2 separate regions of the Mus musculus genome follow, and region 2 is linked to region 1. The links are chromatin loops, found by intact Hi-C in ENCODE. Cell type or tissue: left cerebral cortex. All regions are shown on one strand. Links, peaks and the distances in the headings refer to the core of each region. The heading gives the core; the rest is flanking DNA. Region 1 overlaps Tnni3k (TNNI3 interacting kinase). Region 2 overlaps Tnni3k (TNNI3 interacting kinase).

Region 1 (8,603 bases), core at 347-8,346:
ATCCCAATAACCTTACATTAAAATGTAAATAACTTTAAAAGTCCCACAGTCTTTAGTAATTCAAACACGGTAACATTTTAGTCACTTAAAAAAATCAGCTTCTGCAAAGCAAAAGATACCGTCAATAAGACAAAAAGGCCACCAACAGATTGGGAAAGGATCTTTACCTATCCTAAATCAGATAGGGGACTAATATCCAATATACATAAAGAACTCAAGAAGGTGGACTCCAGAAAATCAAATAACCCCATTAAAAATGGGGCTCAGAGCTAAACAAAGAATTCTCACCTGAGGAATACCGAATGGCTGAGAAGCACCTGAAAAAATGTTCAACATCCTTAATCATCAGGGAAATGCAAATCAAAACAACCCTGGGATTCCACCTCACACCAGTCAGAATGGCTAAGATCAAAAGTTCAGGTGACAGCAGATGCTGGCGAGGATGTGGAGAAAGAGGAACACTCCTCCATTGTTGGTGGGATTGCAAGCATGTACAGCCACTCTGGAAATCAGTCTGGCAGATCCTCAGAAAATTGGACATAGTACTCCTGGAGGATCCCGCAATACCTCTCCTGGGCATATATCCAGAAGATGTCCTAACCGGTAAGAAGGACACATGCTCCACTATGTTCATAGCAGCCTTATTTAAAATAGCCAGAAGCTGGAAAGAACCCAGATGCCCCTCAACAGAGGAATGGATACAGAAAATATGGTACATTTACACAATAAAGTACTACTCAGCTATTAAAAAGAATGAATTTATGAAATTCCTAGGCAAATGGATGGACCTGGAGAGCATCATCCTGAGTGAGGTAACCCAATCACAAAAGAACTCACACAATATGTACTCACTGATAAGTGGATATTAGCCCAGAAACTTAGAATACCCAAGATATAAGATACAATTTGCTAAACACATGAAACTCAAGAAGAACGAAGACCAAAGTGTGGACACTTTGCCCCTTCTTAGAATTGGGAACAAAACACTCACGGAAGGAGTTACAGAGACAAATTTTGGGGCTGAGACAAAAGGATGGACTATCTAGAGACTGCCATATCTGGGGGTCCATCCCATAATCAGCCTCCAAATGCTGACACCATTGCATACACTAGCAAGATTTTGCTGAAAGGACCCAGATGTAGCTGTCTCTTGTGAGACTATGCCGGGGCCTAGCAAACACAGAAGTGGATGCTCACAGTCAGCTATTGGATGGATCACAGGGCCCCCAATGGAGGAGCTAGAGAAAGTAGCCAAGGAGCTAAAGGGATCTGAACTCTATAGGTGGAACAACAATATGAACTACCCAGTACTCCCCAAAGCTCGTGTCTCTAGTTGCATATGTATCACCTCATGTCTCTAGTCGGCCATCAGTGGAAAGAGAGGCCCATTGGTTGTGCAAACTTTATCTGCTTCAGTACAGGGGAACGCCAGGGCCAAGAAGTGGGAGTGGGTGGGGGAGCAGATGGGGGACTTTTGGGATAGCATTGGAAATATAAATGAAATAATTACCTAATTAAAAAAAAAACCAAAAAATAAAAATAAGATTGGGCATGGAACTAAAGTTCTCAAAGACAGGAAATACAAATGGCTGAGAAACAAAAAACAAAAAACAAACAAATAAACAAAATCCAATCTCTCTAAAAATCCAAAAATCCCTTTTAAAAGTTCAAAGTCTTTCAATATTGGGTTCCTTTAAAAATTGAAATTAAACTAAGTACATTCTTCAAGAAGGAAGAACCAGGGCACAGGCACAATATAATTAAAGCAAAATCAAACCCCACCAGTATATAAACATCCCTGGTGCTGCTTACTGGCTTACTGGCTAGCTGCTCCTGCCTTGCTCACCCTGCCTGCTTTATGTAGATGGTAGGACAAGCAGCCCAGGGATGGCACCACCCAAAATGGGCTTGACCCCTCCCTCCCATCAATCACTAATTAGGAAAATGACTTACAGCTAGATCTTCTGGAGGAATGTTCTCAATTTAGGTTTCTTTCTTTCAGTGGCTCTAGTTTGTGTATCCAATTGACATAAGACTCGCCAGCACATGAGGTACTTCCTATCCCCATCTAATCCTGTCCCAGGATAGGAACAGCCTTGTCTGGTTAAAGTCTGTGAGTGACATGAGAGGATTCTTGGAGCTCAGACCTGAAGGTATCTTGTAACAGCCAAGTCCTCCAGAAGATGCCCTTATCAGGAGTTAGCCCTCAAGTCTCACACCAAGGAGCAGCTAATCTCCCCATATCCATAACTTTCCATACCAAAAGGAAGGGAAGGGAGGCTTTAAGTCAGAAGAATGCCCCCTTTTAGTGAAAGGCTTCCTCTCCAGAAGTTTCTGTGAAGAAGGAGACAGAATGACTGGGGCCTGCAAGCCTGGAAGTATTTCCCAATAGAGTGGGTTCCAGGAATGCTGAGATGGGATTTGTTGTAGGAAGGAAATGTTTCTTGAAGGATTCTCTTTCTGATTTGTTGTGCAGGCTCATGGCCTCTGCCCCTTCCCTCTGCATGCGCATGGACCACAGGCTTGTGTGTGGTCCCTATATTTTCCCGTGCGTTTGAAAGATATTATTTCTGGATGGGTGCTCCTGTTTTAGCTCCTTTGCCTATTTTTAAATGGTATTTCATGATCAGGCATATAGCAAATTAAGGCAATTATTGAGAAAATTAAAGCAAACATCTCCTTGATGTTAAGGTAATTTTTCTCATTAGCCTGATTTTCAGCATCAATCACTTGGTGTCCTGTAAAGGCTCTGCCTTCCAGTGGATTTGTGCATTTTTTCAGATAGTGTCTTTCTTCTGTATTGAACACAAATGGACAATAGCTTTCTAGCAGGCTCACTGCTTCTGTACAAATTTGTAGAAAAAAAAGATTAAATATTTACCTTCCAATATGTTTTTTATATTTACAAATCTTAAATATTTGCTTTATTTACTTATTTGTAATAAATAAATAAATAAATAAATAAATAAATAAATACACACTCCCATGTACACACGGTGTGGTGTGTGTGTGTGTGTGTGTGTGTGTGTGTGTGTGTGTGCGTGTGCCCATAGAGGCCAAGAGTTATGGAAAATTGTGAACTGCCAGACACAGGTGTTGGGATCTAGATTCGAGGTCTCTGACAGAGTCATAGACACTTTTAGATACTCTTCTCCAGCCCCCATTCTTTTAATCTTTTCATTTTTTTTAAACTTACCTATTTTTAAGCTTAGCATGACTGCAAACATCCTCTGGCCTGATTATTTTTGTAACCACCAAAATTTGATACGAATTTGCTTCTGCCCCTAGAGAAGCAGCAGTCTGCTCTTCCTAGGGGCATCATTGGTCAGCTATGTAGCAATGCAGTACACAGTCAGTCCTTGTCTTCAAGCGCCCTGTCGCTTATGTTCCCTGACTGCCTTTGTAACCTCCCTAGCAGGTATATTGTAGAGACTCTCATACGATTTCCTTTGTCTACCAAACCCTTGAGGAAATGTACTGTAAGACATTACCCAGGAGCCTCACACCAGGAGAGGGAAAGTGCTGAAGCCTGGGATCAGCCAAGGGGGATCTTGGACCCCAAAAAGAAGAAAGCAATTTCAAGACAATTCTGACAATTTGTAAGAATGCCCTGTAGGAGACTGGACCTTAGACAGGGATGATGGCCAGGACCTTATCATGCCCGGGACTGATTAGTTGTGGATACTTCTTGACTTGTGGTTAAACCTGAACTTCTTCGTGTCAGAGGGCAGAAGAGCAACCTGTGTGCAGGTATTGGGGACCCTTCTTCCCATTGACCCAGCTTGAATTGTTTCATTTCACTTGTATATGTAATTGGCTTGTCAGAGCTTCTAAGACCAAGCTTCTGACCCTCATGTACCTGTGATGTCTTGGCAGTTGTGAGCTTCTACATAGATGCTTCAGAAGGTGAGATTCTTACCTCCACGTTACACAGGCACTCCTCCAGCTTCCTAACGACTTCAGAGAACTCGGGTCTTCCCTGTAAAACAAGAAAGGACTATTTTTCTCCCTTAAGAATAAAAGAAAGGAAACGCTTTGGGTTTGAAAAATTGAGTATTTGCATTTGTAAAGAATGAGATTAGCAATAAAGTATATTTTTATTTAAAATGCACTTGTATTGAAGAGCTAATTGAATGTTCATTTACTGTTCATGGAGGGATGTTGAGTCTTTCTGTGATAAGAGTTTTAACTCAGAATTTGGAACTACATTCAGATAATGAAATAGTGGAAAGTCTTTAATTAGCTTTGCATGTTTTTAAATGGCAGGGTTTCTTCTTCAAAACGGAAGAATAAAAGCGAATGCTGAGAACTGTTAACCAACTCGATGCCTCACAGTGTGGTGTGCGCATCCCAGAAAGAACCCCTGGCCCTCACTTTGTAATCAGCTTCATTTCTGGAATGACATCTCTTATTGACAGCCAAGGCCAGACTAAGGACCTCACAACTCTGCCCTACTTTCAGACTTAGAGTTTTAGCTTCAAAACTTGCCATCGAAGATATTGGTTATTACAAACTGCAATGCCATATAAGTTTGGTTAAGTGGTTATTGTGTCCGTTGTATATTTCAAGCCTTGTTCAAGTCACAGGGGATATAAAAATAAATGAGGAAATACAGGAAAAATTCTTGAGATCTTAGAAAACGTTGGTCTCTTTTAAAGAAATAATATGTTTCCCTGTGTCAGATACTAAGGACTGTGCACCCTGCCACGTCTCCTTTTATGAAAGTTTCACTGCCAGGAGGGGGAGAGGCCCATTGAACGTGCGGGCTCAGCAGCCAGCTAATTTAGAACCGTAGCAGAACAATTTCTCCCTCTCTATCTATTCCTCCCCCGAGGACACTGCTGGCTCCGGAGCCTGCACAAATGGGAGCGTCGTTGCTGGAGAGCTCAGTCCTGCTCCTCTGAGTTGGTGGGTGAGCAGCTGTGTCTTCCTTGCTGCTGCCTATAAGGGTTTCTCCCTTTAGAGCACCATGTCATCACCTCTTCCACACAGTCTGTTCTTTGGTGTCTTAACGACTGGTTTACAGTCAAGCTCTGCATGCTCAGTTCCTTTACTGTACATATTGAAAGTCTTAGCACCCTGGCCTACAGGCCCCTTGTCTCCTTCTCCCTAGTGAGTTTTCCCTCTCCATTGACATGGGCGCTCTCTCTTGGGTCCTATCCGAGTCTCATAAACAGGTCTATGAGGTTCTTCCGTGTTCCCCATCCTACTCTGACATTACTCAGTCTATGCGAAGTCTCTTCCTTCGTGTGCCTCACTTGTAGAATTTTAGCTCTAACACCCTGAATTCCTGGTTCTCCCAAGTCGTCTTACCAGGAAAAACAAAGCCTTCTCATTGAGACACTTTCCATAGGACCTCAGGCACCACAGCATCATCTAACTCTCCATTTCCTGTATCTTACCAGCTTTACCCATCCCTTTCTTTGTCTTATATTTCACCACAGTTGGTCACTCCTGTTACCATTCTCACCCACAAAGCCCAATTTCCTTATTCTTTCTTGTCTTTGAATTCTCCTCAAAAATGATGCCAGCCTCATCTTAAGATCACATTCAGCGCAGCTGGCCTCTTGCACTGCCGAGCAAGCCTCTTACTTATGTCTGGCCTACGCTCTGTCACATCTTGCAAACTCTTCTAGCTCTCCAGTTCCCAGGATGACATCGCTCTACTCACCTGTTCCTCCCCACACATAGCCTTCATCCCTTTTGTTCCCAAGGATAGATGGACTTGCCTACCTTTACCTGCAGCTAGCTGTCACGTGTATGCTCTGTCGTGTGTGTGTGTGTGTGTGTGTGTGTGTTTTCTGCCAGCAATTCTCCCCACTTCGTGCTTTACCTGACAGTGTTTATCCCACGGGTCTACAGATGCACAATGTTTTTCCCCATTTAAAAATCAGCAACAAAATAAAACTAGTATGTGGACGCTCAAGGATCTACCCTGCTCATCATCGGCTTGCTCACTTTTACCCACAAGATGCCCTAAAAGTTGTCTAATCCTGTCTTTGAACACCCCCACACCTTCACACCAATCATACTTTCTCTGCCAACATCTTCCTTGTGAGGAGAACAAATACCTCCTCAATGTTATATTTCAGTGTTCCTCTTACTTTTCATGGCATTAAGCACACTCCTTTGTCCCTAAGATGTCTTCTTGGTTGACTCTGAACCTTTCCCTGTCTCTGCCATTGACTCTTTGGTTTTCCTCCTTCCCTCTACATTTTCAGTTGTCCCAGAATGATTTCATTTTGAGTCAGTTTGTTTATAAACTCAGCCTCTCAGCCTCTTGTCTATAAACAGGTGCCAGCTCTCTACCTCTGGTTCACTTCTCTCCAGCTGTGAACTTGCCAGCTCCTTGCCCATAGGACCAGGAGAGAAGAGAGAGGTCCATGTCCCTCCCAGGTCACTCTGGGGCTGAGCAGGATGGCAAGTGTCCACAGCTCAAAAGAAACACATCGAGCCAGGAGTCTTGTCAAAGCAGGAACTCAACTTTATGGCATCAGCCTCTATGTTTGGAACATAGGGAGGGAGATTTTTGGTGGGGTAAGATGATGTAGGAGCTGGGGAAGGGTGACAGAGAATATGGGGTGACTGACAGGGCCAATGGCAAAGCTCTATGTCAGCAATGGCAGGGCAGAGGCAGGGCCAAACAGGTCTTGCTGAGTCACCCTGATAAGGAAGTGACTGAGAAAGGTCTCAAAACTCAAGCCAGGCTCGGATTTGTCCTCAAGGCCCAAACCAGGGCCAAAATGGAGCACAACATGAACTCTAACCTTTCCGGTTCAGTTAATAACAACAGTGTTTACTTGCTAAGATCCTAAGCCACAGACCACCCGTGACTTCTTCCTTTCCTGTGTTTGCGTCTAGTGTACTGTGAAGTTATAAAGACTCTCCTTCAAAGTTAATCTACAGCCTCCATGATCAACCTGCCCACTGATAATCATTGCAAGCACTGGGAAATTTTAAAAAAGATCCTGGAGCCAACCATGTAGAACCACAAGGCAAGGACACAAAGGAAGTCTTAACCCTTGTTCTCTTTTTAGTAATAACATTTATTTTGAGGCTAGATATCCCAAATGCACCAGAGGAATTCAAATTCCTATAGTTTGAGTAATCAGAATTAAGAGGTCAGAATTCAGAACCATTGCAATAAAAGGCCCATTACTGTATAAGAAATGAGTCCAGATTTAGGAGTCTCCAGCAAACTGTATGTTTTAGTCGCTGTTTTACCTTGTTGTTTCTATGGGCCAGGAGCCCAGCACAGATTAATTGGTTCTTTTCTGAGTCTCATCACACTGAAATCAAGGTGCCCAATGTAGACAGCTCACAAACTGGATGTGCGGTTTTCTCCTGGCCAGCATGGGCTCATGTCTCTGACTGATTCCTCTGTGCTGTTCCTGAGAGGATAGTCCCCACAGGACAACCTTCCTCTAGGATAAGACAGAAGAAAACCAGAGATAGAACAGCTCCTTGTCTCTACATGTTCTGTGCATTCCCCCTGCAGAGGGGTGATGCATACATGTATAATGGGCAAGGATCTCATGGGTCATTCTGGAACCCTGCCTGTCACAAGCAGGCAGTCAAAATCAAAGGGATGCTAGGGGAGGTGACTCCAGGATCCTGTGTGAACTACCTAAGCCCTGAACCACATACACACAGGCTATACTCTCTGTTGCCTAGTGAGGTCACATTTATGGATCATAAGGCCTTGTTCTGAATATTCTCTCACAGTAGAATTGTCTGACACGTATGCTCTGCCTAAGAGAAAACCTTCACACTCTGCAGATCCAACTAATAAAACACATCCTTTTGGTATGTAAGTGATTCCATAAAATAGCTCTCCATCTTTTGCTAGATTCATTTTAGTCTCTCTCAGAACTGGGTGAATCTATATGAATACCTCTAGCTACAAGGTATTTTGAAGGTGAGCAGTGTTTTATTTGTTCTTGTAGATTGATCATTGTCTCCTGGATAGGTTTGAGTTCACTTTTGTCAAGTCGAATTATATCATTAAAATAAAAATTTCATCCTCAACCTATCTCTCTGCTGTCAGAGCCACATCTTGTCCTGCTGACTTTACTCAAATGTTCTTCTCTTAGTGCAGCTTTCTAAAAGCATGACCGAGACAGCAGCAGACAAGGTAATCATGTGAGCATGCACCTCAGATGAAGCAGCGCTTCTCGTGAAAGCCTGTAATCACAGCCCATCTCATTGGCATAAGTGAAAAGCCATGTCCTCAGCATTCTTCCCCAAGCAACCTGTCGGGTGATCCCTGACCTACTCTTCCTCCTGCAGATTCCCATCCGGCCACACCCAACCTGTGTCCGGCTTACCTCATCCATCTGGTGCATTCAACCTGTGCAGCCCAACACACCCCTCGCGTGTGACCCGCCATGCCTCTCATCCACATGAATCATAGATCTTCACACTCAGTTGTTCATTGCTTGTGCCAGTGCACAGCCCGCACACCTGAAGAGGCAGGGCTCCACATACATCTCCATCCCCGACGTGTAAGGGCCATGATCAGGGCCTTGAATTGGAAAATGTCACTAAAAAAAACTCTTATTAAACCACTAACTGAATTCATAATGCTCACTCCACCCATAGTG
Region 2 (8,603 bases), core at 174-8,173, 87 kb after region 1:
TTGCAGGGCATGGGCTGTTTGTGTGTAAACTGAAGACCTGGTTCTATTTTAAAAGCAGCTGCATGGTGGAACTTGGGAGTGCAGCCAATGGCAGCAAAGAGATGAGGTAAGAAAGCTGAGAGCTGACAGCAAGCTCCACGCAGTGATATGCAATTCCAGGTCTTGCTGAACTTCCATGGCATTTACTTTAAATTTCTGAGTCGTGGTAAATGGAAACAATTTCTTGTTTTGCTTCAACCATGGTGAGTGCATTTCTGCCAGTTACAGCTTGAAAAGTGCATCTAATTACAACATCTTGACACATTCAGCTCTTCACAGATTGCAGATTAAATATATATGAGTTTTATATATATTTACATTCTTCTTTTCTCAAACGTATGTAACGTTACTATAATAAGAACATACATTAAATTATTGATTGAATTTTGATCTGTTTGGAACTATACATCCTCTGACTGGATGGACCCTCAGATTCCAACAGTTTTCCTGAGGACATCAATCGTAAAGGCACATGCATCATTTGTTTCCAATAAGCATGTATTGATTGTGCTGCCTTTGAAAGCCTCTTTTGCCTTTATTTTTGTTCAGAGTATAATTGCTAAGACCCTGATGGGGGTGGACCACTGCTAGACAATGATGATCGAAATGGGCAACAGGTATCTAAAGGGTGATTCCAGCCAGTGAAAACACTGTCATGGTAGGCTAGCTACCCTGGAGAATCACGCATGGACTGCAGTATACTGAAAGGGGTCCTACTGAGTCTGCCTATTGACCTGAGTTGTAAACGCTTTATCACCATAGATTAATGTAGAAATTAATGACGTTAAGTGTGACATTTCCATACATGAGCATGGCATACATCAATTAAATCTGACCACCATTTCCATGCTCCCTCTCTAGAAACCTCACTTTCCCTTTCTGGTTGTTAGTTTTAGCTTCTATGTGTTGAGACACAGAGCAAAGACAGAGTTTTCTTTCTGTCTTTTCACTTATTTCCCTCAGATGATGACTTCCAGGTCCATCTTTCTTTATAAAAGAACAATGCTATGTTGTATGCATAGGATTCTTTCTTTATTCATTTGTTGATAGGTAGCTAGACTGATTTCATAGCTCAGCTCTTTTAAATAATTATGCAATGGACATATGGATACTGATATATCTTAAGTATCTCACAATTATTAATTAATAATAGTATTAATATCTACTGCCTATCTATCTAGAACTAGGGAATCTAAATCATGTGGTAGATCTATTTTTAGTTTTCTGAAGCCCCACTGTACTGTTATCTATAATGGCTATCCAAACAAGGTCCATTTATGAGAAACCCACAATCAACTTTATATGAGATGGTGAAGGCCTATGGGTATTTCTTGTAAGGCCAGGAGTGAAACAACAATGCTCCCCACCACTTCTGCTATTCAGTTCTGTACAGAAAACTTTAGCCAGCAGAGTTAAGAATGGAAAAACAAATAAAAGAATTATAAATAGCAAGCAAGGACTCAAATTATCCCTGTTTGCAAGTGAAATAACTCTACGAACAAGGAAACTTAAAGATCCCCAAGGAAAGATAACTATATCTGATGAATTCAGTAAACTGGCAGCATACAATTCAACACATGGAACATTAGTAGCATTTCTGGACTTCATCAGTAAACCTGTCAAAGAAAAAAAATCAGAGCTAAAAAGGTGAATACCAAAGAATGAACCTGACCATGGAAATAAGAGGCTTCTGTAAACTTGTGAGACACATTGAGAAGGACACCAATGTAGCTTGGGTTGGAAAAATTAGTACTAAAGTACCCAAATCAATTTAAAGACTCATTGCCATACCCACCAAAATACCATCAATGTTCTCAAGTGAACTGTAAAAATAATCTAAAATCCATACAGAGCTATAAAAACATCAAAATAGCCAAAGAAGTCTTGAGTCAAAAGAATAAAACTAGAGGCATTACAACACTTAATTTCAAGAACTATTACAGAGTCATCATAGCTGAAAAGGCATGGGATTGGCATATAAACAGACATGGAGACCAATAGCATAGAACAAAGGCCACAGAAATAAGCTAATGTTACTACAGCCAACTGACTTCCACCCAAGACTACACCACACTTGGAAAACGGGAGATGCATACACAGGAGAACTGCCACCTCAACCCTCTGCATAGAATTTGGACTTCGAAGCTGTTATGGAACACAGAGAGGAAGCAGCTCATCATGTCATCAGATTTCCAGGAAGTTTTTACATTAGCTTGAAATCATTATTTCAAGTTATATGATACTATTGATTTACAAAGACTGACCAACCTTTGACTAAAGGCCACATTTAACTCTGCCTGCTTCCTTCTTACTGCTCAGTCTGATAAGACAACACTTTGATGGTTTGAATAAGAAATGCTGACACCATTGCATACACTAGCAAGATTTTGCTGAAAGGACCCAGATATAGCTGTCTCTTGTGAGACTATGCCAGGGCCTAGCAAACACAGAAGTGGATGATCACAGTCAGCTAATGGATGGGTCACAGGGCCCCCTAATGGAGGAGCTAGAGAAATTACCCAAGGAGCTATAGGGAACTGCAACCCTATAGGTGGAACAACAATATGAACTAACCAGTACCCGGGAGCTCTTGTCTTTAGCTGCATATGTATAAAAAGATGGCCTAGTCAGCCATCACTGCAAAGAGAGGCCCATTGGACTTGCAAACTTTATATGCCCCAGTACAGGGGAACGCCAGGGCCAAAAAGGGGGAGTGGGTGGGTAGGGGATTGGGGGGTAGGTATGGGGGACCTTTGGGATAGCATTGAAAATGTAAATGAGGAAATTACCTAATTTAAAAAAAAAAAAGAATGCTCAGAGATTTGAACATTTGGTGCCTCACTGGTGGTGATATTTGGGGAGGCTCATATATGTCAGTAGAGGTGACTATTTTCTGCTTACAGTCTCATAACCACTTCCAGCTCGTTCTCTTTGCTTTCTGGTTGTGTTTGAAGATATTGGCTCCCAGCTTTGTGCTTGTCACGCTTGATGCTGGCTGCCCTGATTCCTTACCATGATGTTCTGACTCTAGCTGAGGTAAAATCTTCCTTTTATAAGTCGCTTGGCTATGGCGTTTCATCCCCATGACAGAAACGTAATACAAATACTGAATAAAACAACTTTGTTATTATTTATCTTATCCGTTATTTTAAAAGGCATAGAGATGGAGGTTTTGTAAAAATGTCCTAGTTGACTTGTTTTAGCCAGTCTTCTTAGACATGATCTAAGAGACAAAACCTCCCATTTCCATGTTACCTATTAGCCACCTGTGCAGCGGCCATTCTCTGTGAGTCCCATCTCATGCAAAGCTACTTTCTTGATGGACGCAGCAGGTCTGTGTAAAGGCTGGCTTTTATTTTCACTAAAATGTTCTATTATCTTGATTCAGAGACGATGCTTGTAAATAATTTGGTTTTTCTTTTAAGCCTTTGTCCCTCTCTGTGCCCATCTAACCCATTATTCCTTTCTCTCCCCACAGTTTTAATTATCCCTGATATCATCTCCAATGTAATTGAAGAAAATTGTCTTGCAATTATGAGAATAAAGGAAATATCAAGCCGGTGCCCACTCCCTTTCACCTGTGTCTGTGTTCCACATTGCTCATTGTTTGCAGATAATCGGTGTGATGAGAGCTGTGCCTACTATTTATTTACTGTCTCTGTAAGGACTATTCGTTCCGTGTCTTCACAGTGCCCCCATGGAACACAGGGAAATAGCCACAGAAGGCCTGTGTCTAAGCACAGAATACTCCCAGAACTCTAGCTGTAACCAGTTTATTTAGTTCCAGAAGACAGTGTGTATTATCTAATCCTTAATTATGCTCCCAAGCTTTGCAAAATTAAAGCTTCAAATTAAACATTTTACTGACGAAGCTCCTCTGAAAGCCAGACATTTGTTTCCAAAATGATAAAATGGGAAAAGCAGGCACTTCATGTGGTACTAGGCCAAGAAGTCAACTCACATTTATTTGAAAGTCTCAGAAAATAGAAACTAAGAGATCTGATGTAGGAAGGTATGGAAAGCAGGAAGTCAGTCAAGTGAGTTATCCTGAAAGAGAGGATTGTCCTTATTTGTAAGGAGTCCATTCCAGCAAAAGATTGACAGGTACTGAGGCATCTAAAGCTCCACAGGTAGATGGTTGCTCCAAAACACCTCTGGTAGGTGGAGAATGGACACATTCTGCTGACCTAAGACAACTCGGAATCAGAGATGACAGTGTACCGTCAGGTCCTGGGTGCAAGCAATCCACTCTCATTCTGCACGTTTCTGCAGCCAGTTCCCAAATTAACTGAAAGGACATTGCATGCATGGTCGAGTTCTATCCTATAGAATCAATTTCTTCTCTACTAGAGCAGTCCACCAGCCACATGGGATCCAGCACCCCCTGTCTTGCATATTCAGTTCAATATGCAGCAATTCAGTTGCAACCTCCTCTAGTGGTTGCCTAGGACTTTGAGACTTCCTGTAAACATTCTACTGGCTGGGTCTGCTGTTCTTCTTACCAACACCCTCGAGGACCCCAAAGCTGCAGTTGGTTTGCCTATGTTCCAAACCAGCACTGTCACCTAGCAACTGTAAAGCACATGGATGTGTCAATTGCTATTTCTTCAGAAGCAAGCAAATGGGCTAACTGTACTGCATGAGTTGTAATTGCAGCATAAAGCATTTAAGGCTCTAAGATGGAGTTTAATGGGCACTTTCTAAGGGCAAGCTTTGACTACGAGGTTTTAAACATTCATTAGGAACCTCTAGTTGAGTTGTGTGGGTGTTTTCTTGTCCTCACAGGGTACAGAGAATACTGTTTTGGTCTTCATTCTAGGCAAGTCCCCCCTTGTTATTAGCATAGTAAGCATCTCCTCTTACTTCTCAATTCTCTAGGCACTGTTTCCCCAAGCTCTTCTCTGCACACTTCCCCAGGTCTTCTTGGTCTTCTCTGATGGGGCTGAGCTCTATCTTCAGCATCCTGATGGACTCTACCTGGAAAACACTCCCACTGGCAGCATCTCAGGCCAGTCTTGGCTCCTGTCCCTCATGGAATGGTACCAGAGACTCCATATTTGCCCATGTTAATCTATTGCCACAATGCTTCAGCATGTTCTTTGTTAAAATTATCAGCCTTCAAAGACTGTATCCCCCATAGAGACAAAACCTGTTTTGCATCCTGAGTGTCTGCAGTGGCAACAGAGGCGCTGGCACATGGTATATTCTGACAAATTACAGAACAAACAAACATGTTGCTCCACAATCCTGAGTTTCTCAGGAGCTATGCCAATGTTGTTTTGTGAGAGATCACTGAACTTTGAACTCACCAAATTGGCCAGCCTGGATTACCAGAGAGCCTCATGGATGTACTGTTCTGTCTTTCCAACCATGGGACTACAAGTGTGTTTATCCATACTCATCTTTTTCACATGGGACCTGGGAATTGAACTCAGATCCTCAGGCATTTAGGGCAAACACTTTACCCATTGAGCAAGCATCTCCTTAGCCCTCATTGTGTTTATTTTGTAGCTAATTTTCTTTTGTGAACTAATTTTGAATTGTCCCAGTAAACTTCCCTATTTTGGGTTTAACAGCCCTTAGACCAGGGTGGACATGGATGTATTCTCCACAGAGATTATTTGATGGACAACTTTTCACTTTCTAAGGTGTTTCTTGCACCAACCTGAGTTATATTGTCTACTGGTCCTCACTTTGATAGTCTAGATTATAAATGATTTGTTGTATCAGTTTTTATTAGAATTTGCAGATATCTTCTCTCACCAGTGTAACAAAATAAATCATTTTAGCCATTTAGGGCAGCACACTGAACATCACATACTTAATGAATGGAATCCTCTTTGGACACATCATCTTCTTCTTAAATCTTATATTTATTAATTAGTAAGAGTTATGAGATGACATGTTTTTCCATCAGTCTTTGTTGTGGCACAGACACTATGCATTTTGCTGGTCAATGTATATATGGGATAATCATCAGAAGCTGGCACTATCAACATATCATATCAGAGACTGTGAGAATAGACAGAGGGCAAATGCATTTTTCATGGAATTGCATGCTCTTCATTCCGGGTTCTGTTCACAGTCTTGACATCAAACATTATCATCGTTAGACAACTACCTTGACCTCAGTGTGTGCTGGGTGTGGATTCAGGGATAGCTTTTGAAGAAAACTTTGTTCCTCCAATCAGCTATGTTTATTTTTCTTTAGCTGGAATTTATTTTGACATCCATAATAAGACTGTCTCTTAATAACAATGACTCTTCCTCCTTTTTAACATAATGTGAAGGTAAAATATTTTTTGTTCTTGATGGGGATAGTTCCAAGTCCTGCAACTTTGTGTATCTTGCTTAAGAGAGTTTGCTCTTCTTGATTCTATACCTGCATTCGACAATTTATCTTTTACTCATTTTAGAAGTGGGAGGGGGATTCCATCTATTTAAAGGCTATTTGATGAATTTAAGCAGATATGCAATCTTGTGAAAACATTAGAATTCTAGTCTCAAGACAGATAGCACCATTTCAAACCCAGAAAGATTCCTTGACCCCCTTGCAACGCATTCAGTTCTCAGCCTTCGAGCCCGGCAAACCATTCACCTTGTCCATTATAGGCTAATCTGCAGCCTCTCAATCTCAATTGAAGCTGTGTGCTCAGCACAGTGCCTGAGCTTTTGCTAGCATGTGTCTAGGGCTGTGTGCTCAGCACAGTGCCTGAGCTCTTGCTAGCACGTGTCTAGGGTTTATTCTAAAAGACTGTAGCAAACATATGCACATGTATGTATACATATATGTGTGTGTATGAGTGTATGCATGTGTATATATACATCTGTATGCATATTTCTATGTATGTATGCCCTATGTGTCCTATTCTAGGTAATTTGTTTCATATGTCTGAAGTGGAATTTAGTCAGAGAATTGTGGCCATACTTATGTCTATAATTTAGATAATTCTGCTCAATTAGGAAGAGTAAAGAATGACTGAGAAATGAACATTTTTCCTGTGAGCAGAAGGTGTCATATACTTGTGCTGTTGAAACAACAGGCATATTTTATAAAGAAACAAAAATGCTTCTTGGAGAGTCACTCCTGAGTCAGTAAAAAATTTTTTTTAAATTTCCATTAAAGACATTCAATAATTCATTTTGCTTAGGAAATCGAGCATCACCATAAAAACATTCTGAAATGATGAATTTAGACATAAGAACATAACAAGTGCACGGAGCCCTGCCACTGTTTCTGCAGGTTCCACGAATCTGATTTGGGTTCCCACACTCTTTTCACAGGAATATTTAAATAATTTGACTGTGACAAGCCAAACTGTTTTGAGACCTCATTGAAAGTCAAATGAAAACATTAATTGCATGCAAAAATATTCCAGTCAGGCATGGAAATGCTTCAGGTTAGGGAATAAATATGTTGCCTATGAGAAGAAAAATCAATTGACTTAGAAAAAGCTAGTGCTGGCTCAAGTCTACACGGTCAGCATTGACTGAAAATCGCTAGGGTTTCAGGGCCTTGTTTTGGCTTATGAATTAACAGACAGCCTTGAGCAATGTCCATACTACACAATAAGTTTGTCTGACTAACTTTTTGCCTGAGGAAATTAGAAATCAGATCACTGGAACTAATTAGTATTTTGCTTTTCACTTTTACCTGCTTCCCTTATGCAACCTTATTTCATTTTGAGGAAAGATAGCTAGCGACTAATAGGCATATAATTATCCTTAACACAAAAATACTCAGACTAGTGATTTATGCAATAGAAATAGTAATTCAGAAACTAACTAACTAACTAACTAACTAACTAACTAACTAAGCAACTTTCAAATCATGAAATACCACATTTATATTGAGCAAGAATTACATTCTCATTCCTGCTCTGAATTCTCCAAAGTAAGATCCATGTGGAGAGATAAACTGTTGCATACAGTCATGGTTGTTCTAGTTAAATGGGATGAAATATCAATTTATACAATGTTTTGGAGTGCATGCCTATACTACCTGGATAACACACTTAGCATGTCACAAACTTTATTGTCTTAGTAATTTTGTTAATATCCCTATAAGCCTTTCAGCCATTTTCTGTTTAGAAGACCCCCTCAAAATTAGGAATATTTAACTAGATTGGATATGAGCAGCACTGAAATGGATATTATTCTTATAGCCTTTGGGTTTTTTATAATTAATTTCTTCCTGAACTTGATAAATATTAAATGAATGTTTACTAAGGCACTGGGAATAAAATCGTACAACTTTCACAGTACCTACCCTGATAGAGAGCGTCTTGTCCAATAGGGACACTGTCCAGTACCTACCCTGATAGAGAGCGTCTTGTCCAATAGGGACACTGTCCAGTACCTACCCTGATAGAGAGCGTCTTGTCCAGTAGGGTAAGCACTGGAGCTCAGAGTGATTTTAGCTGACTGAGGGATGTTAACCCGAAATCAACATCTGCATGAGAGATGGGTAGCCTGTGGGAGGCGTGCCTGGAGGAGGCACCGGGGTGAACGAGAATAAGTCAGGAACACATGACCTAGGGTGGGATCTAGGCCTGGGATGCTTT

What was found. A loop is a pair of places that touch in the nucleus more often than their neighbours do. Peaks named below come from ENCODE experiments on the same cell type or tissue, not always from the same donor. Only the 100,000 strongest peaks of a DNase experiment are listed, where the experiment ranks them.
Region 2: it touches region 1 in a loop (2.3-fold over the local background); 2 of 42 quality-filtered maps call a loop at or near these places.

Annotation. Positions count from the first base shown.
Region 1 is chr3:154,829,727-154,838,329 of GRCm38, forward strand. Tnni3k (TNNI3 interacting kinase) reads right to left here. Exons shown (of 25, transcript NM_177066.5): 22 at 3,920-3,979. It also overlaps the pseudogene Gm18589. Among named protein-coding and RNA genes, the nearest start is that of Gm20389, 120 kb to the left of the region's middle. In left cerebral cortex, for the core only: no CTCF peak of the experiment used is centred there; DNase peaks (open chromatin) are centred at 4,874 and 6,022; H3K27ac peaks cover 780 bases.
Region 2 is chr3:154,916,742-154,925,344 of GRCm38, forward strand. All of the region lies in intron 17 of Tnni3k (TNNI3 interacting kinase), which reads right to left. Among named protein-coding and RNA genes, the nearest start is that of Tnni3k, 130 kb to the right of the region's middle. In left cerebral cortex, for the core only: no CTCF peak of the experiment used is centred there; a DNase peak (open chromatin) is centred at 3,693.